Linked DNA regions of Homo sapiens: region 1 is linked to region 2. Evidence: read pairs that join two places in POLR2A ChIA-PET (ENCODE). Cell type or tissue: Panc1. All regions are shown on one strand. Each heading gives the region's core, and the rest is flanking DNA. Links, peaks and the distances in the headings are about the cores only. Region 1 overlaps RBM15-AS1 (RBM15 antisense RNA 1). Region 2 overlaps LINC01768 (long intergenic non-protein coding RNA 1768).

The links. Peaks named below come from ENCODE experiments on the same cell type or tissue, not always from the same donor. Only the 100,000 strongest peaks of a DNase experiment are listed, where the experiment ranks them.
Region 1: POLR2A ChIA-PET joins it to region 2 with 16 read pairs; 1 of 35 experiments calls an interaction of 5 or more read pairs at or near these places.

What each region holds. Positions count from the first base shown.
Region 1 is chr1:110,289,316-110,300,751 of GRCh38, forward strand. RBM15-AS1 (RBM15 antisense RNA 1) reads right to left here. Exons shown (of 4, transcript NR_036595.1): 3 at 3,072-3,192. Among named protein-coding and RNA genes, the nearest start is that of RBM15-AS1, 44 kb to the right of the region's middle. RefSeq lists a silencer at 5,226-5,384. In Panc1, for the core only: no CTCF peak of the experiment used is centred there; a DNase peak (open chromatin) is centred at 3,326; H3K27ac peaks cover 225 bases.
Region 2 is chr1:109,890,481-109,904,470 of GRCh38, forward strand. All of the region lies in intron 4 of LINC01768 (long intergenic non-protein coding RNA 1768), which reads left to right. Among named protein-coding and RNA genes, the nearest start is that of CSF1, 13 kb to the right of the region's middle. RefSeq lists an enhancer at 1-61. In Panc1, for the core only: no CTCF peak of the experiment used is centred there; a DNase peak (open chromatin) is centred at 11,389; H3K27ac peaks cover 3,670 bases.

The sequences.
Region 1 (11,436 bases), core at 784-5,783, 390 kb after region 2:
ACTTTCTATGCTGTAAGTTCTGAAAAGTCAATGATCTCATTGGTTGTGGGAGATGAGGCCAGAGTACTAACATAGCAGACACTCAATATATATGCAACAAACACATGAATGAATGAAAGAGTGAATGAATGAATGGTTTTAAGCAGAAGAGTGGTATGAGAGTCATAAGAGTAGGGTGCATATGGAAGCAGATAAACACAGTCAGGATAATTTGCTGTATACCAGGCAAGTGCTGTGAGGGCCTGAATAGCCTCCAAGAAGAGCAGAAACACATGGCCTTCAATGGGATGGGAAAGGGGGGAAAAGGTGAAACTAATGGTACATCTGTAGGGGTCTTAAGATGGGATTTTTTTTTTTTTTTTTGAGACAGGGTCTCACTCTGTTGCCCAGGCTGGGGTGCAGTGACACGATCTTGGCTCACTGCAACCTCTGCCTCCTGGCTCAAGCAATCCTCACACCTCAGCCTCCTGACTAGCTGGGACCACAGGTGCGCCAAGAATACAAAAATTAGCCACCATGCCCAGCTAATTTTTGTATTCTTTGTAGAGATGGGGTTTCACCATGTCACTCAGGCTGGTCTCAAACTCCTGGGCTCAAGGGATCCTCCTGCCTTGGCCTCCCAAATTGCTGGGATTATAGGTATGAGCCACTGTGCCTGGCCTTAAGGTTTGAATTTGGAGGAGTTCCTGCCCCAGACCTCAGCCATCTCTGGGGTGCTACTTCCCGAGGGAAAAGAAAGAAGAGGCTGTAGGAGGCACTCTTGCTGAGAAGCACTGAAACCAGCAAAGAGCAGGAGGAGCCAAGAACAGAGCTCAGCTGCCCCAAGGCCAAAAGGAAGATAGATGCCCAACTGTGGGCCTGAGCTAAGCTTGGGGAATTTGGAACGCAATAGAAGGAAAAATGGGGCTACAGCGGGTTGAATAGTGTCTCCCCAAAATTCATGTCTACCCAGAACCTTGAAATGTGACCTCATTTGGAAACAGGGTCTTTGCAGATGTGAAATGAGATCATACTGAATTAGGGTGGGTCCTAAATCCAATGATAGGTGTCATTATAAGAGACAGGAAAGGACACAGACACACAGGGAGGAAGGCCATGTGAAGAAGGAAGCAGAGATTGGAGCTGTGCTGCCACAAGCCAAGGAAGGCCAGGAGCCACCAGCAGCGGGAACAGGTAAGGAAGAGTTCTCCCCCAGTGCCGTCACAGAGAGCATGGCCCCACCAACACCTTCATTTTGGACTTTTGGCTTCTGGAACTATGAGAGAATACATTTCCCATTGTTTTAAGCCCTTGAACTTGTGGTACTTTGTTATGGCAGCCCCAGAAAACTAACACAGAGTCAGAATACAAGGGGCTGGTGAAGGTTAGGTCAAATGGTCAACCATTGAGTAGGGACCCAGGCAGGAAAGGAAGGGACATCAGGAGGAACTGGTAGACTCAGAGAGGTCTAGGGCTGAAGGTCTTGAGGAAGAATGACAGGTTTGGGGAAAAGCTGAATGAACAGATTTATATCCTGAGGGTGGTATATTTAAAATTAAGATTTTAGAGGTGTCTGTTGGACAAGAAGTTGTAAAAAAAAAAAAAAAAAGATTTCAGAGATGGAACAGTTCCAGGTGACTATAGGTGTAATCAGATTAATCTCTTTTTTAGTGGAGAAAAGCTGCCTGACAACAGATTTACCCAGCCTGGCAAGACAATTTATCCTCCTTGGAATCTGCGCTTTAAATCCAAGGACTAAAGAAGAGCCTATGTTCTTCTGAGAAATTACTATTAGCTCCCTTCATGTCGAGGCATTTCAGACACTGCCTGGGAGTTTTGTGTTTTAGGAAGGTCATAGGGGTGGGGGACAAGGTCTCAAATCTCAGCCTGTGGGTGAGTCTTCCCAGGCCTGGCCCAGGCTTTCAGAGAAAGGCACCCCCCAGAGGCTTTCAGAAAGGTGTGCTTGTCTGGAGACCCCTGGGACATTAGATGGCAGAGAAAATAAAACCCACCAAAATGGCAAGGCAAAGCTGGGCCATTTGAGGAAATTCAGAAGGAAAAACTCCAAACAGAATCTGAAGGTAATAAAGTGACAACTCTACTGCAAGCCAGAGAAATTCTCAGAGTTGCCCTGGGGCCAGGAATTACTCAATTAAATAGCAAAAGCCCAGAGGGAAATGGAGAAACAGTACCTCTTCCTCCTTTACCTGAAGCTCTGCTCCCCCTATTCCCTTCACCCCATATGCCCTCTGCTAGCAGCTTCTCCCCGCAGGCCCTACCCTTAGACCAGTCTGCCATCACATCCCAGCTGTCAGTACATTCCTCCTTTCCCACTAGGACACGAACACTGATGGATCTTCTCTCCTCCTGCTCCTCTCTGGCCCTGGTCCAGGCTGTTTTCTATCACTTTCTCTCGGGAGCTTTCTAGCTGAGCTTTCCTATCACTTTCCCCTGGGGCGGGGGAGGGTCTCATTTCCACCTTCTCAAGATATTGTCTCCTATTATATATTTATTTTTTCTTTTTTAGCTATCTCCTGCGGAGAGGGTGGTCTCCTACTATTTAAACAGAAAAGAGTGTTTGTTTTGAGGGAGAGTGGACAGGCAATAAGGAAGTTACATTTCTTTCCTTACACAGTGCCTGAGCCAAGAGGACTCTGGCCCTAGTATCCACGTGACCAGAGCATCCTCAAGCCTGCCTCGTCAGCCCCTGCACTGTCCCCCAAAGGTCCTTGCATTTGCCAGCCCAAGACTGTCAGGGGCATAACCCTCTGACCATATCCTCACACTCTCTACCTTTAGCTCATTCTCCTCTCCCTGTGGCATCCTGGGCACCACTTCTTCCTCTCTCTCTCCCTAGCCCTTTCTCCAAATCCCCCAAGTGGGAGGGATAGGTTGGGAGCAGAAGGCTGTTTAGCTTTTACAAGCCCGGTGCAAGGATCTGCTAAGAACTATTCCAACGACCATGTTTTCCAGAACAGATTTTGTATTTAATCAATGAAGGTGTTTCTCTCCCAGCAGACAGCTAATCTCCAAGAGCCTCACATTCATCTTCTCTCGGTATTTACTCAGATGGGAAAAGTGGCTCCTCTTACCCTTACTGCCTGAAGATCATTCTTCCTTTCCCCAGCTTCTCCCCATTCACATCGGGGAATTGTACTATTCGACCAGCTCTCTCCTGTGCGAAAAGTCAGAGGCGAGTGAGAGGATGGTGACCTGGGGAGGCAAAGTGACAGAATATGTCAAAGAGCAGTGACAGTCTCTAGGTTGTAAGCTGCCTGGGATGGCATGGGGGATGGTGATTATACTGAGTCACCACTGATGAAATATTTATTGAGCTGTAAAGGAAACACTCCAGGGTAAAGCAGAGAAGCAGTAACTGATTTAAGATGCAGAAGTTCAAGTACTCACACCATTGCCTCACTGTGCAGGGACAGCAAGTTCTTTACCTTCTCTGGGTGTCAGCTTATAGGCCTGGGCTGTCAGGGCTGGAAGGGAGCAGACAGAACCTTTATTGGAACCTCACCTATTAAAGATGGGGCATTGGTGGGTTGCTGATGACAGAACCTGAAAAAACCTACTCCTCTACAGCAGGTCGAATTCATGACCTGAAACTGAATACTTCCAGCATATTTGTTCAGGGTGTAGATGGGAATAAAGTATCTTTGCAGTGCTATGTTCCCTCCATCTTCCCAGACATCTGACACCCTGAAAGCCATCCACAGCTGTGGAGCCTGAGCGACACCTTGATTTGTGTTGTCACCTGACCAAGCCTAAAGACCTCCAGCTCAGTCCCCCACCTTCATCCCACCCCCCACATGATAAAATTCAGACCTCTCTCCTGAAAGGCAGAGGTTAAACATTCGGGACTGTTTCTGGCCGAGGACTTCTTCCAATTTAAATCCCCACTGTGGGCTGTCTCCCCTCATTTCATTTTTCTAAAGAGGCAGAGGCTCTTTTAAAAAATAATAAAATGCAATTTATGTGATTTACTTTTCTGATCTCTTTGAGAAACAGAGAAATATAAAAGTGTGTTCTTAACTCCAGAACCACTCTTTTTGCATAAATACCTCATTGGGTGGCTTTCTAATTGTGATTTTCCTGAGTCTCCCTTCATTGGATCTGCCGGAAGACTTGTCAGGGAACCTTTAGTGAGGGTACTTCTTCCTATTTTTCTTCTGTTTTTGGAGGCATGCACATTATGCATAACCAAAACAATGGCTCAATTGTGTTTAACTTTGTATTTTGATTGTTGAAAACAAAAACAAAAAGTATCGATGTGTATGTGGCTGTTTGTAGTGAATTCATTGCAGAATGAGGTTGTCCGCGTCCTTAACAAGCTAAGGGGCAGGAGGCACCCTCTCTTATTCTTATTCTCTTCTCCAAGAGCAGTAGATAATTTAAGCACAAGCCTATTTGTGAAAGAATATTTTGCTTAAGTGCCATTCACCTGAGTCTTGGAATTCCTTCCCAAACGTCAGGTGTTCTTTCAGCTTCCAAACTAGCATATGTATCCATTAGTCTGACAGATCACCTGAACACCACTAAGAGGTGTGGTGTTTTTGCTTTCATTTCTCCTGCTGGGAGAAGTGGCAGTTCATGTGTCATTCAGTATCTCACATACTCACACGAGGCAGGGGGGAGGGGGAAACGGGGAACTGTAGCAATATTTAAAGATGCTTTGGAAACCAACCGTGAACACATCAACACCACGACATCTACGATTACTTGCTGTTGGCCCTCGGACACATTTAAGAGAAAGAGACAGTCACTCTTTTTTTCTTAAATGATATACACATAGACAGTTATTTTTATTCTATTATAATTGTCTTTTACCTTTATCTAGTGCTATGTGGAAAGGGTTTGCATCATAGATTTTTCCCAGCTTTATAATATACCACAAGCTCCTACTTCCCTGCTCCTCTCTAATCAGTATTCTTTCAAGAGTTCTTTGGTGAAGCCAGCTATCTGAAACTAAAATGAACCAAACCCATATCACTGGTGGTTGGAGAAAACCATGGCCAAAACGATTGTGGCAGGTCTCAATCTTGGGAGTTTTTAAGAAGGAATGTGCCAGAGGCCTTTCCCAAGAATGGAGTTTTGTTTTGTTTTGCAGAGGCATTCAATGTGTCTGGTGCTCGCTGGCCACAGCAGTTACTACCACAGAGACTTCTGGGAGGGGCCGTTGTGTTGAAGGAGGCTCCTGCCTGAGGGACAGCATCAGGTAGTGGGCTCTGTAGAGTGAGAACCAGGTGGACGCCTTCTGTGCCCAGCTCCGAGTCCTGCACCACGCCAGGACTGCCCCGGCCAAGGGCTACTGACGCAGGTTCCACTCATTCCACTGTGTGGGGGGCCTTGCACCTCTCCTAGAAGGGCTCCTGGAGAAGGAATTGGAGTTACGTACAAGTGACTCCAATTTATGGGAAGCTTTTCTTTTTTTTTCTTTTCTTTTTTTTTTTTTTTATACAGAGTCTCGCTCTGTCTCCCAGGCTGGAGTGCAGTGGTGTGATCTCGGCTCACTGCAAGCTCCGCTCCCCGAGTTCACGCCATTCTCCTGCCTCAGCCTCCTGAGTAGCTGGGACTACAGGCGCCCGCCACCACGCCCAGCTAATTTTTTGTATTTTTAGTAGAGACAGGGTTTCACCTTGTTAGCCAGGATGGTCTCGATTTCCTGACCTCGTGATCCGCCCGCCTCGGCCTCCGAAAGTGCTGGGATTAAAGGCGTGAGCCACCGCGCCCGACCAATGGGAAGCTTTTCTAGATGAGATTGGATTAAATTCCATGTGATTTCTCTTTCCCTTTAATTCAGGTTGGGACTCGTTTCTTTCTGGTGGATCACAGCTGCCCAGATGTTGCAACTGATTTTTATGTTTCTGTAGAGAAGTACTTTTCTTTAATCTTCAGGATTTTTTTTGCCACCAAAAGAAAACATGGAACTCTGTGTTTCCTCTTGATTATGACTTCCCAGTGTTGACAGTTAAGTCCTTAGTGTTGCAGGTCCCAGCCCACCAATACTATATCAAACACTGTTATGCACATAATGCAGCACTGTGATCTAATTTAAATAATACTTTTTTATTAATTATGCTACTATATGTAATATACATCAACACTTTCGCCATATAACCTAGGTGATAACCCTCTTTTAGTTACCTGCCAAACTCTGGACTTGGTTTATATTGCAGTTAACACAGTTACAAAGTTGTAATGGTGTCTTTTTTTCCTTTGTAACGGAATGTGTAAATCAAAGTATATACATTGTGTGGTGTTCCCGTTTCTGGAGTTTCATGAGGATTTACACATGGCATTCAGTGTTCTGTATAGATCTGCATACCTTTGTAAATTCATCTGTTAACCCCTCTTCCTTTGAGAGAGCACCGGCGATGGTCGTTAACTCCTTGTATTTTCTCTCTCTCCTACTGGTTATTCTATTTTTTTTTTTCTCTCTCTCTGTCGCCCAGGCTGGAGTGCAGTGGCGCAATCTCAGCTCACTGAAAGCTCTGCCTCCCGGGTTAACGCCATTCTCCTGCCTCAGCCTCCCACTAATGGTTATTCTGAATTAAGCACAGACATGTCAGCTCAGTTGCTTTATCATGAATAATGTGTGTGACCTTGCAGTTCTTCCACAGTTCAGCAAACAACTGCTAGCTTCACTGACCAAAAATTAAGTAAGGAAAACGCAGTTTTTAAAATGATCCATCTTTTAACAGCCGAAACCGATGTGTCTATGGTGCTGCATCTTGCTGTTGTACTTCTGAAATCAGACCTGTGTGAATGATCATTTCTGACTTAACTGTGAGATGCTCACGAGTACCCTTCCTGTTGTTTTGTTAGTGATGAAATCAAGACTATTTATTTGGAATATATACAACAGTGTTTTTCCATTGTATTTCATTTGCAAAAGTTGAGAACTGCTTTCTCTACCTTTTGCAAAATAATTGATATTCCATATTGGATTATCAAAGACTTCAATATGGTGAACCTGTTAAACCTAGAAATTGTATTCATCCTTTCATGACTGTGGCCTGAGTTCCCCAGCCCCTCTCCTCCTTTTTTTTGGATGAGATTTAGCACACTCTCAGTTATTTAAACATGCAACATTTCTTAAGTATGTATGTTGAGGCCATCTGAGCTCATAGCTGATTCAGTAACCAGTTTCATGCTGTGTCATTCACACTCACTACTTTATACTGCCATGGTGAAAATGTGGAGGAAAAATGTATCCATGTGTGTCTGGGAAGCATATACACTTGTATATTTTTTAATACTCTGATTCTGTAACATTTCCCAGTTTTGTTTTGTTTTACAGAAAAAAAAAGTGATAAAGCAATCAGAAGACCAAGAGGTTTACTGTTGATGCTTAGGGTCGTCTGACCTTGGCTGGCCAATAGACCTACACGGCCAAATTAATTTATGAGAGTAATAATTTTTCAAAAGCCAATTTTTTTTCTGTATTTTCTTTGTGAAACTGCCAATATCATGAATAGAAAGGGAGAACCATAAAGGAGAAAGAACGTGATGTTCAGTTATGATCGTGTGAACCTAAAGAAAAAACGTGGAGGCAGGTGCCATCAGCCGAACTCTAGGGACTTGATGGTGTTGCTTGGAAGGCATCCATACCTGCATTTTGCATTCTTTGTATGTAATCATATTGCCAAAGACAAACTATTTCATCATTTCTTGTAAATAACACTCTTCCACAGACCCACCATAAAGTTTCTGTGATGCATTGTCTTCCAGTTGCAATAAAAATTACTGAGTTGCATCAATTGGAAAAAAACAAAAAAAAAAGATAGGGCATTGGACTTGGAGAGGCTGAGCTGCTCCAAACTGTAATTCCAGATGGACGGAGGCAGGGACAGCATCAAGAGCCAGCCTCCAGTCCCTGGCCACTGTCCTGTCTATCTGCTAATTAGTTTGGGAAAGACCTGAACCTGTTTGATCAGCAAAGAAGCCATTGGCCTTCCTTCCAAGTAGCTCCAAAAGGAGCGGCCTCAGATGAACATTAGGAGGCTTGGTCAGGTCCCAGCAGGAAACAGAAGGATCCTCAACTGGGATTATGAAGGTAATTGCATGAGGGAACCATTTGCAGAAGTACGGCAAGGTTAAGGGAATCAACAAGGAATGCTGAGACAGGTAGGGACCAGCAACAACAGGAAGCTCTTCCTACTCTCAACCTGAGGAGATGCATGGAAGAATGGAGTCCTCAGGACCCAGAAAGTGTTGGAGCCATGCAAGGGGGCTGCCCAGAAGGAGTTGTAGTCGTAGAATTAAAGCAAGGCAGGGAAGGAGGGAGCAGAAGAAACATCCTGACCTGTCTCCTGCCTTTGATCTCCTGCCAAAGCTTCCTGTTAATCTAACCCAAACTGGAAGACAGAAGACAGGAGAGCCCTGTGATACTATGCACAGAGATTTGTCTCCTGGAGCATGGAGCAGGCAGAAAATGGATCTTGGACTGGGAGCAAAGCAAAACTGCAAAACCAGCAGATGGGGTGTTGTAGAAGGTGCACCCCAGTAGAAATAACAAGTCCTTGGAAACCAGTAGTCAGTATGAATCCTGAGTTTCCTGCTTACTAACTGTGTGATCTTGGGCAAGTCACTTTACTCTCTGAGCCTGGGTTTTCTTCTTGGGGCTAAGTATACCCTGTTGATGGAGTAGTTGTGAGGATTAAATGAGACACCTTATGGGAAAGTGCCGACCATGTACAAGGTTCTTATAAGGATTGTTTTTCCTTCCCTTCTGAGCCCCCCTTCCAAGCTCTGCTGGACTGGAGGCACTGGAGTAGAGTGGAATGGAAGAAACACACAAACTTTGGATTCAGACCCTGGCTCCACAGCTACCAGCTGCATGACTTTCCACAAGTCACTTAACTGCATGACCAGGGGCAGGTTATGTATCCTCTCCAACTTTGTTTTCTTAATGGTAAAAAGGGACTACCCAACTCATAACATTGTTGTGAGGATTAGAAATGATGTAAGGCACCTACTAAGGTATTGGGCTTATGGTAGGTAAGCCCTGGAATTAGACTAATTTCAAATCCTATTTCCCTCCTTATGAACCATGCAATCTTGCACAAGTTTTTGGATCTCTCTGAGCCTCAGTTTCTTCATCTATAAGATGGGGATAATAAAAGCACCTCTTTTTTAGGGTTGTTGATAATGAAGTGAAGTCATGGGCACACAATGTGCCAGGCATAGAGTTGGCCCTCAAAAGTTTGTTGTTATTGATCATTACTATTATAAGTCTTATGATGTTTCTTGTGTATCTTTCCCCAATCAAGCATCCAACCCTTCTACTCAGACCCCCAGAGTCTTTGCTGGAGAAAAGCAAGTAGGGAATGGGACCAGGGGAGACAGCTAATTCAGAGGGGATGGGTTCATGGCATAAGAATGGCTCAGCCTGCTTGGCAAATGCCTTTGCACATGCATCCAGACATGAGGTGCAGTTGAAAACTCAGCCTGTAACTCTTTGGCCTTCCTCTATCAGGTTGCCCAAACAAGAGGATGGCCTGCCCTCCAGCTTTCTCACCCTCATCCTGGGCTGCCTGATGCCATGTTGAGACTGACTGGCTTTCAGTTAGATAAAAACAGAGGAAAAGGGGGAGTGTACAGTATGTCTAGACTTGACACTGTATGCCCCAATCATAATTTGCTGAACACTTACTATGTGCTAGGCATTGTGGAGACTTAACATAATTAGCTCACATCAATTTTGGCAATATTTGAAATTAGCCAAATTGAAATAGTAACATTAGTAATACTGGAAGTTAAAGCTCAGGGAGGTTGAGGAACTTGGCCAGCATCACATAGACAGTAATTGGCAGAGTCCACATTTGAAATCAGGTCTGATTGTTCCCAAAGCTCAAGCTTGGGCAGCCGTGCCACGTGGCCTCCCGGAAGGATGGCTCATATGTTGAACATCAACACAAGTGTTTAGGGAGAGTGTGGGAAGACAGGAGTGAGGAATGAGCCTGGAACAGATGTGAGAACAGCATTGTCTGCCATTGCCGGTCACTTCCCTAGGAGGCTTGGGGACTGAGAATTTCTGAGGCTCCTTTCCCTCTGATATTCTGTGAGCCAGACCCTAACTGCCAGGGTCCTGGAGAAGAGAGACAAAAATTCCTCTTCCCAAGGCCCCAGAAGCTGGCCTCTTTCCCTCCTCCCCATCCTAGTTCCTTAGGGCTCAGATCACCTTTTCCTACCCTGAGCTGCAGAAAGTCTCTTAGCTAATGGTTTAGTGTGCCCCAGAGGGTGCCTAGAAAAAGATGGTGGACTTTCAGATGGGGGCCAGGAAGGAGGGGGCTTTTCCTTACATCATAATGCCCAGGTGCTTTTGAGCCCTTAGTCTGTCAGCCTCTCAGGCGAAATCTGTGGTCTTAAGTGTAAATGGACTGGCCAAAGGGTTGTGGGGAGCAGCAGCTGGACTGCTACAGCCTCTGTTGGCCTCTTCAGAGCACACATACTCTTCTTGGGACTTCTGCAGCCAGGAAATGTGGGAGCTCAGAGCAGTGAAGGAGCTTAGCCATGGGGTGGGGGAACACACAGCCCTGGGTGCCCCTCAGAGCTGGACCCCCCAGGATGTTCATTGGTTTCTTCATGGATTCCACAGTTTTTGAGCATTTATTTTAGGTGAGCCCTGTGTAGGCAAAATCAGATAGAATCATGCCCTCGAGTTGCTTAGATATCATAGGGGAGATAAAACGTGCAACACAAAAATACCAAAGTGCTGGGCACAGTGGCTCACGCCTGTATACCCAGCACTTTGGGAGGCTGAGGCAGGGGGATCACCTGAGGTCAGGAGTTCAAGACCAGCCTGACCAACATGGTGAAACCCTGCCTCTACTAAAAATACAAAATTAGCCGGGTGTGGTGGTGCACGCCTGTAATCCCAGCTACTCAGGAGGCTGAGGCAGGAGAATCACTTGAATCCAGGAGGTGGAGGTTGCGGTGAGCAGAGATTGCGCCATTGCACTCCAGCCTGGGCAACAAGAGTGAAACTCTGTCTCAAAAAACAAAAAACAAAACAAGCAAAAACAAAACAAAACAAACAAAAAACAAACCAAAACAAAACCCAAAGCATGGAATGTTATCCAAACCTCTTCTTGGCATTTATAAGTATCTGAAGGGATCAGAAAGACAGCAGGTAGGGGAAGGGGATGCTTCCATAGCACTTACTGTATACCAGTCACTGTTCTAAATGCTTTGCATACATTAACTCTCATAATCCTCACAACCACCCCATCATTCTACAGATGAAGGAACAGGCATAGAGAGGCTAAGTGACTTTCCTCAGGGCCTAAAGCTGGTAAGTGGATTTGACCAAGGCTGTGTGGCTCAGAGTCTGTGCTCTTATCTAGGTTATTGTGCGGGGATCCTGCCTTGCCCTCAGGTCTTATCACCTGATTGTTAAAACACAATGATAAAAAAACAAGCACTAATATTTTCACCTGTATTATGCTC
Region 2 (13,990 bases), core at 8,991-13,990:
CAACACCCCACTGTGTCTCAACCATGTGGGTTGCTATGGTGGTGGGTGTATGTGGGATGGTGGTAGTTAAAACTGGGAGGGCTCTGTGAGATGTTTCCATAATAGGAAGAGATTTTGTCACTTGTGTAAGCTTTGAACAAAATGGGTTCCTCAAAGTCCTCACATAGCTTGTTATCAAGATGAATCAGGATTGAGAAAATCTAAGATTCGTCCTCTACTCCCATGCTGATGGCAGCCCAGAATGGAACGCCTCCTCCCCTTCCCCCACTCCTGGAGCCTGCTCCTCTCTCATGTCCTCCCAGCCACTCTGTGTAGATAATTCAGTCTCACTCTCATGTCACCAACTCTGCCTCTTTCTATTTATTCCCACTGTACCTGTTCTGATTCATGTTATTGCCACCAGTCTCCTAACATTACATTGCTTCTTAACTGATTTATCTGCTCCACCCTTTCCCTCCAACTTTCCCCAGCTCCCCCTTCCAGGGGAGAGAGGACAAAGAGAGGACACTCCTAGAAATAAACTCTCCAAAATACACCCTTCCCACAGCCGTCAGCAGAGCCTCTGCAAAATGCGGGTCAGTTTAGATGACTCCTGTCATGGAAACTTCTCAGAGGGTCTCTGTGTCTACAGAACAAAGACGACACTCCTTGCTTAGCACGATACCAAGACTCCTCCTCGCCTGACCACCTACATCTCCTCCCTCCATGTCCTATGCGCCAGTCCCTGTGGGCTTTTGTATGTTAGCTGTAACAAAGCATGTACTTTCCTGACTCATGCTCTCCTCCTGTTTCTCTGGCTGGCAAGAGCCTGTGCATCCCATAGGGCTTAGCCGCAATCACACCTTCTCTTTGGTGCCTTTTTTATCCTCATAGTTCAAAATTAATCAGCCCTTTCTCTACAACAAAGCCAGCATGTTGTCAAATCTCTATTTAGCATATATTGTCAGCCTTGTATTGCAGTCAACTGTTTAGAAATCGTTCATGTAACACTTATCTATAAATATGTTTAGTTGTGTGAGACGCTGAGGACACAAAGACAGAAGGCCAGTCCCTGCCTTCAGAGTGTTCATGTTTTGGTGATGGGGGAATGGGAGTTTCTGCTAGGCTGCCAGGCAATGGCACAGCTTAGTGGTATATGCTGTGATGCTTGAAGGACGTCTACCCAGACGAGGGTCAGGGAAGACTTCCTGTGGGAAGATGACATCTCAGCTGAGGCTGGAGGGAGGAGCTGCCTGGCTTTTCAGGTAATTCCACCATGTAGTAGAATTACCAGTTTATATGTCTCTCTCCCCAGCTACAATCTAAATTTCTGAAGTTCAGAGAAATGTTTTACTTATCGCTGAGTCCCCACACCTCATTCCAGAGGCTGGCACATCTTAAACCACAGTGATGATTGTTAGGATGGGCCTCTAGACTCCTGGAAGGCAGGAGCTCTGTCTTCTCCATTCTTTTATTCTTCTCTCTTCCAGTGCCTTGTAGCGAAGCCTTGGCAGATTGGGTGTTTTCTGAAATGAGTTACAAGAGAGCTTCCCGGAAGTAGCAGGTGCTCTGGGGACACATGAGCAAACAGTTGGCCTGGGATGTGTCTCAGACTAGACAAGTGCACACAACTCATGTGACTGCTGTCTAGACCCCAGATGCCAGCAAGCTGATGCTCATCCCAGCTGGGCTCCCTGAGGCTGGCTGACCGAACAAGACCTCCCAGCTTTGGCCTGTTGTCCATCATTCTTTCCTACACGCTGCCAGGAAACGGACAGGGAAGGGGCACTTCCAGCAAGCAGAGACAGGGCCAAGAACTCCAGGGACCAGGCTGGAGTGACTTACCGGGACAGCGTGGGGGCACACTGAGATGCACCAGCAGAATGCCTCCTGCCCGGGCTAGAGATTGGACCCCAGCATGGTTTTGGAGGCTGTAGATTCAGCAGTTGTGGTGTCACGAGTCACTCATCTCAAATAAAGGACAGGGGGAACTCAGTGTGAGCCCCAAACAAGAAGCTCACAGGCAGCTTCTGAGCCCTGGGGAGAAATTGTTTGCTCCTGGGCTGGGTGGTAAGGGGGGGTTCTCCAGTGGACCCTCCTTCCTCCACCTACTTGCCACCAATTTGTATTGGGGAGGGGTTGGTATGCAGAGGGTGAAGACAGTATCATAAAAGCAGGAAAGTGTCCTGAATTCCAGGGCTGAGGAAACTCCCCCTGGGGCTCTATAGTTCCTACCAGGAAGTGGGGAATTCCCAGCAGCTTGCAGTGGGTGGTGGGGAGGTGGAGAGGGAGAAGTTTCCAGAGGGTCAGGGCTTCCTTAGGAAGGGCCCTCCCATCCTGAGGCAAATCTCTGCTCATCCCCTGAAGGTAGAAGTGGGCTTTGGGATCCAAGGTGCCCTTTAGCTTGGGATGTAGGGCATGTAATTCTTACTCAAAGGACAGCCTCTCTCCTCAGGCCTCGGCAAGGAGCCAAGACAGACGCCCTCTCCTCCAGCAGCCGGCTCCTTGGGGCTCCTCCTCCTCCTCTCCTCCCAGCGCTCCTCGCTGGACTTCTTTATTCCCCACATTGTCTTCTCATCTCCCTACTGAAACTAGGAGAAGGTGGAGGGAGGGCCTAGATTGTTCCTCTCTGAAAGGGTCCCCCAGTTGGGTAAGAAGAGCTGGTCTGTGGTCACGGCCTACAATCCAGTAAGCTCGGGCTCTGCCTGTGGCCAAGTTACTCAGCTACTCCAAGTCCAGGCTTGCTCCTCTGTAAAATGGGGATGCCCCTTTGCAAAGCTGTTGTGCTGAGCCATTGCATGTCAGACTCCTTGCGAATTCGCTTTAGAGATTGTTGTTCATTAGTCGAACATCCATTCAGCACATTTATTGTGTGCTCAGTGTGTGCTATGTGCTGTTCTGTGGGCTGTTCTGTGGGCTAAGAATGTAGAGTGAACAAAGCAGACAAAACCCCTGTCCTCCTGGAGCTCACACTTTAGTGGGGAAGATGAACAAGAAGGAAGCCAGCAAATACACAAACATGTAATACATAATAAATATAATTGCCTTCCACGCAAAAAATAAGGAAAAGTGACAAAGGGTGGAGAGTTCTATCTTAGGATGCTCAGCAAGAGCCTCTCTGAGGAGGTGACATTTGAACAGAGGCTTGAATGTGGTGAAGGGGAGGGCCAGGTGACAATATCCAGGAGGGCCTTCCAGGAAGAGTGAGCAGCACCAGCCAGTGCTCTGAGGCAGGGAGCAGCTTGCTTAGGGACCAGCAAGGAGTCGAGGGGTAGTAGTGGAGTGAGCAGGACACAGTTCCGGGGAGAAGAAGTCAGAGGACAAGGTAAGGCCAGGTCCCCTAGGGCCTTGTTTGTCACTTTAGGGAGTTTGCATTTTATTCTAAGTAATGGTTTTGAACAAGGGAGTGACATGATCTGATTTATGCTTTTAAAATATTACTCTGCATGGAGAATTTGCTGGCAAAGCGGGGCCAGCAGAGCAGTTAAAGAGGCTGTGGTCATTATTCACCACAGCGCTCCCCGTCTTCCATCTCTCCTCAGCCAAACTCCTCTTTTCCTCCCCACTGTGCCTGGAGTCTGTCTGCACACTCTGGAAGCTGCAGTGGCCTACCCCAGGGGGCTTTGGCAGCCTCCAGCTCTCTGAGGCTTGCAATGTTCTTGGTCCGCTCCTCCTGTCAGGAATCTCCACTCCCTGGTACCTCGGTGCTGCACCACACAACCTAAAGCACCCATCTGAGGCACAAAGCGCAGCACTTGTATAAGGTCCACTCTCTGACCATCCCTTCTTTCCTCCTCTGAGGGTTCCTCTCCTCTACCTGAGGCAGAGGTGTTGCAGACCTCGGGTTCTCTTCCAGGCCCCTTCTCTTCCCACTCTGACTGAAGTTCTGCTGTCACCCCCACCATCCCGTTCCCTGCCACAAGTGCAGCTATGGTGCTTCCTGGTGAGTCAGATGCTCCCGGTTGCATCCCATCACCAGTGTCTACTAGATGTCCACACTGGGCATGCCTCAGGTACCTCCAAAGTGAAGGCAAAGCAGGCAGACTAAACCCCTCCCCTGAGGGAGGTCTCATTCTAGTGATGGAGATAGAGAAACACATGCACAACCTACAACATATCAGTCGGGGAGTGATAAATGCCAAGATGAAAATTAAAGCAAGGGAAGCACATTGAGAGTGATGGCGGTCAGGGTCCACTCTAGACAGAAACTTGGATTATTTGGATGCACAAGCCATGTGAGTGTCAGGGGACACAGTGTTTCAGGCAGAGGAAAGAGCAAGTGCAATGGCCCCAGGTGGGAAATGAGATGTAAAGAAGGCGAATGTGGCTGGAGGCTAAGGGGGAACACGACTCACGCCACCATGACCTTGGCCCAGACTGTATAAACCGTTCCCATGTAAAGTCTCCCCACCTGCAGCTCACCCTCCTCCAATCTGTGGTCCCCACTCCAGTCACTCTGGACTTTCCAAGATGCAAATTTGCACACTGTGAACCTCTGCTATAAACCATTCACTGGCTTCTCCTGGCTCTTACGATAAAGACCAAACTGTGAGGGACCACTGGGCCACTCCCCGCCTCTTCTCACCACCCACCTCACACCTTCTACTCCAAATTTTATGACCAGCTTTCAGTTCCTAGAATGCACTGACTCTTGACTGAGGTCTTCCTACTTTCTGGTTCCTCTGGTCCACACATTTTTGCTGCCAGCTTCCAGCCCTTATTCCCTTACCCACCTACCTCCTACTCACTCCCCAGGAAATCAGCAGGGGTGTGACCTCCACCAGCCACCTTCTGTGATCTCGAGGTGGGTGAGGTGTCCCTCCCAGGTGCTACATTGCAAGTGCCTGAGTATGTCTCTGTACCTTCTGCAAGCCTGACAGGCCCATGAGTGCTTGTCTAGCTCATTGGAGGTGGAAACTTCAGCTCATAGCACTGGACTCGGCACACAGAAGGTGCTCATTAAATATTTTTTGGATAGATGGAAGGGTGATGTGGGATTGGAAATGGGAATGGTGCATCTGGAAAGGAAAAGGCATTCCAAGGAGGGGGATGATGGAGAAGGGCATGGCGAAGGCAGAAGTGTGGAGACGGCTGTGTGTGCTGTGTCACATGCAGGAGCAAAAGAGGCCAGCCTGGTGGAGCAGAAGGCATGAAGGAGCAGGGGGTGAGGAGGTCGAAGAGGAGGTTGGGGCCAAGTGAGGGCATTTGGACTTCATTCTGGAGGCAACAAAGAGCCTCTGAAGATTATAATCAAGATGTGACATGGTCACAGCTGTGTTTAAGGACATCAATCTGGTGTGACCTGCAGGTGAAACTGCAGGACAGGGAGGAGTTAGGGGAGGGATTTGGAGGCCACCTCCACTTTTGGGGGTCAGCAGGCAGACTATTCTGAGCCCCTTCTTCAGCAGGAAGACCCTGGTCTAGCCACAAGCCTCGGTGACCCTGGACAGTGAGCCTCCCCTCCTGGTGTTCCTCCTCCCCTCGGCAGAGGCAGATTGCCCTTCCTGGTGACTCACCCCAGAAGGGTCAGCTCTAAGCAGAAAGTCATTGTTGACAGGAAGAGGGGTCAGACTTTCCCTTTTCCGGCCAGCTTCCTGGGTACCAAAATAGCAACGCGGCACAACAAAGAGTTGGGGCGGTGGAGGCCTCCCAAATGGGCTGGAGGACACACCGACCCCACCCCATGCTGCCCACCCGCCTGTGGGATCCACCATGCCACATGACAGCCAGCCTGACAGCACCAGTCGCTGGTGAGTCTGGTAGCCCTGGAAACCCTCTCACAGCCAGCCGAGATGTGAGGGACACAGAGAGAGGAGGTGCCATTTCAGACCCCTATGCCTGGCACGTTGGGGTGAGAAGGACACACCAGTCAGAGCTGGTTCTGAGGCTCGCATCCGGAGGGAGATCCTGGAACCAGGGCTGAGGCTCGCATCCTGAGGGACATGCTGGAACCAGGGGGCATCCGAGTTGGGGACACAGTCTGGGAAGGTGTCTAAAGGAAGTGAGAATTGAAGGAGGGACAGAGCGCTACCCAGAAGGGCATAACTAGAGGCTGGGACCAGGTCAGGAAACATGTCCCTCAGGTGTAGAAGCTGCAAGTGAGAAACCAACGTGGTAGGAACCTCAGCAGGCTGGCTCCAGCTCCAGAAGCTGTTGGAGTTGAGGATTTGTTCTCTGTAGAGGAGCAACATCACCTGTGTAGTCTGGTTCCTAGGCTAGGCCATCCTCTAGAATTCTGTGTGAGCCAGAATGTTCAACTAATAAGAGAAGGCTGCACATTGTGGGTGGAGAGCGGGAAAGAGAGGGGGCTTGCAGCATCTGCAGGGGCCAGAAACTACATGCACAGAGAAGCTTTCTCAATCGGAAAAGAGCTTAGGAAACATTGAACTGGAGAACAACGGAAGCAAACCTGTGTCCGGGAGTGGCTCCAGTGAAACCCACCTCTTTCTCTGTGTATGGAATTCCAAACACCCGTTGTACAGGAGGAAGCAGCTACAGATCGTCCTACTCACCAGCTGGGTGGCACCACCGGCTTTAAGTAATGGGTAAACTGGCTCAAGCAAGCCTGGGACTCAGAGACAGATGTGCGAAGCAGAGATGTTGCCATGCCTAGGCTGAGGGCTTTCAGCCAATCGGTGAGGGGAATGGAGGAGAAAGGAGAGAGGGGTGTTGGGTTGAGGGCCGGGATGTTAAGAAAAGGATTGTATCCTGGGAGATGGGCTAAGGATCAAGAGGATGAGGAGAAACACCCCCTCCCACAGCCTCTGCAGCACCCAGAGTTGCAAGATCCAAAGAGATGTTCCTTTCTGTCCTCTCTTTGCTGTCCCCCTCCCCTCCTGGCCCTCCCAGCATTGCAGACCCTTGCCTCTGGTTTGCAGCTGGGCTAAGGGCAAAAGCAGAAGCAAGAGCCTGAGCTGCTTTTTCCTGCCTGGATTTCTGTTCTTGCAGTTGCCACAGAGCTGGCTCCTTCTCATCATGCTAGTCTTGGCTTAAACGTTACATCCTCCAAGAGGCCTTTGCTGGCCACCGCAGTGACGTATTCCACCCTGACATCACTATCACAGTCCCTGCTTTAGTTTTAAGACAGCACTTACCACGAACTGGTATTTTCTCTCGTTTCCTTGTTTATTTTTGTCTCTGCCATCTAGAATGGAAGCTCCCCGAGAGCAGGAACCTTGTCTGTGTTGTTCATGGCTATATCCCCAGCACTCAGAACAGGGCCTGGCACAGAGTAGGTGCTCAAATATTTAGTTGATTCATGATGAATAATAATTGCTAACATTGGTTGAGTGTTACTACATGACAAGTACTTATTTCACATATTAACTCATGGGCCAGTGAGCTATAGGCCTCTGGGCAAATCCAGCTCCCTGCTTGTTTTTATAAATACATTTTATTGGAACACATGCCTATCATGTACATATTGTCTATGGCCGCTTTCATGATACAATGGCAGAGTGGAGTAGTTGTGACAGAGCCTGAGGCCTCCTAGAAGTGCTAGAAGCTTTTCCTTACCCCTCCAACACTCTGCCACTCACACTTACCACACCGAGCCAGTCTCCCCTCTCCACTTTGCTTTTGCTGCTCCCTCTGCCTGGGACCCCCTTCCCTGCCCCACCCTTCTCTCTTTTCCTTGGCTCACCTGTCATCGGCCTGAAAGCTGCACCTGATCCTGGACCTTCTCTTGGAGGCTCCCAGAGCAACCTGGGCTTCTTTCTCCGCAGCACTAACTATGGGATGCCATCACTGGCTGCTTACCAGGCTCACTCACCCCTTCCAGCTCTGCTGGACTGTGAGCTCATTGACAGTAGACTATCTTCTACTTTGGAAATCCCAGCACTTAACCTTGAGCCAGGCACATAGTAAATATTAAGTAAAGATTTATCAGCCGGGCACAGTGGCTCACACCTGTAATCCCAGCATTTTGGGAGGTCGAGTTGGGTGGATCACTTGAGGTCAGGAGTTCAAGACCAGCCTGGCCAAAATGGTGAAACCCCATCTCTACTAAAAATACAAAAATTAGCCGGGCATGATGGTGGGCGCCTGTAGTCCCAGCTACCTGGGAGGCTGAGGTGGGAGAATCACTTGAACCTGGGAGGCGGAGGTTGCAGTGAGCCAAGATCGTGCCACTATGCTCCAGCCTGGGTGACAGAGCAAGAGATCAAGACTTTGTCTTAAAAAAAAAAAAGATTTATCCCGTGGATGGCTATCCGATTTTTGTCAGACATGGGATGAATAATGGCAGATTCTAAAAATATTTACTATCTGGCCCTTTACAGAAAAGATCTGTAGACCCCTGTAGTAACTCAGTTAATCCTCATCAGTACAATTAAGGTCAGTGCTGTTACTATCTCCATTTTACAGATAAGGCAACTGAAGCACAGAGGCACAGAAGGCTTGTCCAAGGTTGCATAGCTAGTAAGTACAGAGGCTGGAGTTGAATCCAGGCAGTCTTGCTCCAGCCCATGTTACTAATCATTCCCTTTCTAAGAATGTTACCTGCTTCATTCCCTTTCTAAGAATGATCAGGAGGTGGTGGGTGGGGTGGGAGGGATAGGCTGGCCAACGTCATCATGGGAGCAGCACAGCAGGAAGGAGAGCTGGAAGTCCAGCAGAGCCCTGATGACCCAGGGCTATTGTTTTTGAGGCTTGGCCTGATTCTGGGACCCAGAGCTCTCAAATTCTGTTTCCTAGAGCCGGAGTCCTACCCATAAACATACATAAACACCCCCAACCTTCCCAATCTGAAGATTGAGTGTAGAATATTCCCCACTTAGGACTTGAGGTCTCAACATTTTCCTTAAACTTTGACCCCTGCTATGAGTTGTCTACATGAGAATTGTCTTAGTCTGTTTTCTGCTGCTATAACAGAATACTCGAGACTGGGTAATTTATAAAGAAAATAAATTTATTTCCCCAGTTCTGGAAGCAGGGAAGTCCAAGGGCATGGCCCCAGCATCTGCATGGCATCTGGTGAGGGCCTTCTTGCTGCGTTATAACAGAGTAGAAGGGCAAGCAAGCATGTGAGACACAGAGAGAGAAGCATCAGGGGCCAGACTCAATGGATAACAGCACACTTTCATGATAACATTAATCCATCCATGAGGACTTCCCATCATGGCCCAATCACTTTTTAGTAGGCCCCACCTCCCAGCATGGTCATATTGGGGATTAAGTTTCCAACACATGAACTTTTGGGGGATGTGTTAAAACCATAGCAAGAACAAGGATCCAGTAGTCTCTGATTTAACACAATTTAGGTTAATTTAAGGTTGAATACACTGTTATTTAAAAAGATGACGGGTGAGGTGGCTCATGCCTGTAAACCCAGCGCTTTGGGAGTCCGAGGCAGGTGGATCACCTGAGGTCAGGAGTTCAAGACCAGCCTGGCCAACATTGTGAAACCCCATCTCTACTAAAGGTACAAAAATTAGCTGGGCGTGGTGGCTAAAGCCTGTAGTCCCAGCAATTCAGGAGGCTGAGGCAGGAGAATTGCTTGAACCCAAGAGGCGGAGGTTGCAGTGAGCTGAGATCGTGCCACTGCATGCGAAACTCCATCTCAAAAAAAAGAAATTTTTTTTTTGTAGTTCCACAAAAGAATGATCTGGCTTCTATGGGCTTCACAGTTTAAACATGTTCAAGAACTTCCCATTCTTCTGATGTTGAAATTTGGATGCAGTCCAACTCAGAGGTTAAAACACACACACACACACACACACACACACACACACACACACGACAAGAAGTAAATCCTCTAGAATCAGAAGAAAAATTGCAGCCTTGAAAATCACAGCTTTACTCATGAGGCCGCCTAGAAGTGCTAGAAGCTTCTTCTTACTTATAAGAAATGAAAAAAAAAAAAGGGGGCAGGTGTCGAGGAGGATGGGAGGATGGGACAAGCTGCTGGAAGGTGTAGTGAGCGCTGAACAGGTCAGCCCCATCCTGGTGCAGAGGCCTGGTCTGAGACGCTCCGCCGTGGAGGCATGTCCTGGAAAGTGTATGCTGGTGAGGAGCAGTGGAAAGGCTTCCCTACTCCTAATCTTCTGGACTTTGGAGGCTGCTCTAAAGTTTACCAAGACTTCACATTTGCCATCACATTTGCTCATGACAAGGCCCTGAGGGAGGAGTTACTTCTATCCCCATCAGAGAGGTTCTACAGTTTGCCAAAAGTCACACAATAAGGGGCATGACATGATGGTCCTCCTCTTGAATAGATTCCTTGCTTATGGAGCAATCTCCAGATGATTCACTGGGGAGCCTGAAAGAGGGACAGGGTCATTTGGGTGGGGACTGAGGTATTTCAATTCGCCTGTCTCACTCTCCACTGTGCTCCGGTACCAAGACCTAGATCCTCACTCAGTATTTGTGCAGGGTATTGAAACTCCATGTCCCTACTCTAGGCAGGTACAGGTGTGTAGGGCAGGCACAGACGGAAGCTGCAAATAAGCTGGCACAGGGAAAAGGGTTAGGAGAGGGATGTAAAGTGCCACTGAGATTCTGAGGAAGATGAGACCATGTGGGTCAGGGAAACAGAACTCTCGTTGGTGAAGAGAGCAGCCGAGAGGGCCTTGAGGGGGTTTATTTCCACAGGTGGGGATGGAGGCATAGTGACACCTTCTGTGGCTTTGCCTCTGCCAGCCTTGCCAGACTTCTTCCCCTCCAACCCTCTGCCACTCACACTCACCACACCAAGCCAGACTCCCCTCCCCACTTTGCCTTTGCTGCTCCCTCTGCCTGGGATCCCCTTCCCTGCCCCTCCCTTCTGTCCTTGTCTTGGCTCACCTGTCATCATCCCTGAAAACTGAGCCTGACCCTGGACTTTCTCCTTAAGGCTCCCAGAGCAACCTGGGCTTCCTCCCCGATAGCACTAACTATGGGGTGCTGTCACTGCCTGCTTCCAGCCCCACCCCTACAGCCCACTGGACTGTGAGCTCACTGACAGTAGACTGTCTTCTACTTTGGAAATCCCAGCACGTAACCTTAAGCCAGGCACACAGAAAACATTCAATAAAGATTTATCCAGGGCATGGCTATTGAATTTTTGTCAGGTGTAGGGGTGCATAATGGAAAACAAGATGGAAGCAGAAGGTGGGGACCAACACGAAGAAGGCCCTGGCATCAGTCAAGGGTGCTAGCATTTACTCTGTGGGTGTGTGGAGCCACTGTCAGCACTAGGTGAGGCCACAGCAGGGAGGACAATGCCCACTGGTAGGACTGCTATGCCACATGAGGGCTAGAGCAGAGCAAGGTCAGACCAAGAGCGAGGAAGGCCTGACAGGTGCCCCAGCATCCTGTATGCATGCAGGTCTCTGCAGCCTTTGGAGAGCCTAGACAAGCACCCCGAGTTCTGCTAGTACCTGGGTTAAATTGACAGAGTGAGTTCTGACCTGCAGCTATGGCATCCTGCCAGAACCCATGACCTCACCCAAGTGCAGAGGGCCCATGACAAGCATGTGACACAGCAGTCAGCACTGGGACAGGCCACAGTGGGATGAAAGGGTGGAGCTTAGCTTAGAAATAGGGGAGGGAAAAGGTTACTTCCAGCAGAGAGAATGATCTGGATTCGTAAAATCCATTCATTCACTCATGCATTCATCCATTCAACAAAGCTTTATTGAGCACCTAGTATATATGGGTTCCATGGGAGATAAAAGCTATCTCTACTCTCATAGTTCAGTAAGAAGAAGGGTAAGAAATGTACATAAACACAAGAGAGACACAGAGACCAAGAACCATGGGGCCAGAGGAGAGAGGAAGCATTCCTGTTGAGAGTAAGGGGGAATGTTTCCCGAGGAGGGGACATTTCAGACGGGCCCTAAAGATGAGTACAAGGAGATTCCAACAAGAAGACATGGGAGGGGCAAGCAGGGATGGCAGGAGACCTTGAGCTCCTGGGGGTGGGAACCATGGCAATCTGGTTCCTAATTGTCCCTGGTCCCCATGTGGTGATCCGTGAGCATTTGTCTTGTTTGTTGAATGAGACAATGACTGTTTCCTGGTCCCGCCTTCGCTCTTCACCGGATCCACCACTGATTACCCAAATTTCTCCCTCTGCAGCACTTAGTCTCCTGAGCTCTGTTCCTTCTGCCAAACCCACATCTTGGACCTCAAAGGCAAAATATCCATTTCTCTGACCCCACAGACCCTCTCCTCATATCCTTGATCTCACCCCTGCCTATCCCCAGGACCCTGCTCCTTCAGTGGCCTTGTCTCTCCATCTGCTTAGCTTCTCCCTCTGTGGGCTCCTTCCCTTTCGCTGGTAAACCTGTATAAGTGTCTGGCACTCCCCCAAGCCCTCACTTCCTAATGAGATGCTGCATTTCCTAAGGACAAGTCCAGGCAGCACCAGATGTGCCTCTTCACGGACCCCATCAGACAGTGCCCTATGCTTGGAAAACATTCATTGAATGGATGGATCCAATCCTGTCATCTCCTAGCATCCTCAGTGGTTCTCAATGTAAAGTCAAATGTCACGTGTATGACCTACAGATGCCCAATGAATGGGATTGGTCTGGCCTGTCTCTCACTTCCTCTAGTCTTCCTCCCCAGCTCCAATCATTCCTGAGTAATTATACTACCCAGAACCCACTACACTGCCCTCGCCTCTCCTGAGTTTGTGCATGCTGTTCCCTCTCTCTGGAATGAATGCTCCTTCCCTACTTCTGTGCCACGTGCACTTTTGCTCTCAATGCAGCTCAAGGGTCTCCTCCTCCCATGAGACTGTGAGCTTCCTGGGAGTAAAACATGGTCCTAGTTAATAACTTTAGCCCTAGTGCCTAGGTAGGTGCTCAATAGATGTTCATTAAGTAAGCAAATTAAGGAATGTAGGGAGAAGTGCTAGTGATTCCAGAGGCATACGCTCAATTTTCCTCTTGAGTCCTGGCTCCCACCTGCAAAAAGGGGTGAAATTGCTTAGGGGCATGGAGTGTCCAAGAAGACATGAACCCATAGTCTGGTTTCCTCCAAACTCAGCTCTAGGAAGATTCTTCTTTTAAGCTGGCTTAAAGAATTAGGCGTGTGCTCAATGATTTTCTTTTAATTCAAGGCAGAACTGGAGTATGACTTCTATTGTCATGTTCTAAAAATATATCTTCTATGGTTCTCTGCTTTCTTTGCAGTAAAATAGCCTTGGCATGACCCTGTTTTTGCATAACTGAAGACACAATTTAATGAAATAGCACTTTATGAGCTTTAAGGGAAGCAAATATCTGACCTAATCAGGGGTGAAAGAAGGGGAGAGAGACTCTATGCCAGGCTGTTCCATCTCTGTTAGGAAAGGCCCAGGGCCAGGCAGTTCCCAGCTTTTCAAGGAATGTTGGCACAGGAGTCCAGGATCAATTATCCTCAATCAATCAGCAAATATTTATTGAGTGAGTACAGCATGGGGGGCTATAGCTGTGGAAAATAAGATGCATGTGAACCTGGTTTGCTTTCTATGGTGAGCTCCTTCTGGTCATATCGTTCCTATTACTTCTATGAATAATTGTAGCTAGTAGTCACTGGGCACCCACTCTGCAACATGGGCCTGGTTATATACTATGTTGACTTCTTGTAACACTCTGAGACAGGTAGTATGACTTCCACTTAGTAGATGAGGAAATTGAGGATCATAAAACTTCCACACTGCCCCAGGTCACAAAGCTAGAAAGTAGCGGATCTGAGATCTGAATGTAGATCTGATTTCAACCCCAAAGTCCTTTACTAATGATAGCCAACATCACATGAGTCTTCTAAGATTACAGAGCATTTTCCAGTAAATTTCTAATTTGATTCTGTCACTACTCATGGGAGGCCAAAATTATGATAATTCCCATTTTACAGAGAAGAGAACTGAGGCTTGGAGGATTCAAACAACTTGCCAAAGGTCCCTGTTGGTAAATGGTATATCCAAAAAAGATCTGAGCTGAAGCCAAATCCTGCATTCCTTCTACACCTTGGCAAGGACTGGATCATCGCTTCTAGCAAACAGCTGGACACTGACAGGGAGAATTCTCACCTAACAGCCCCAGAG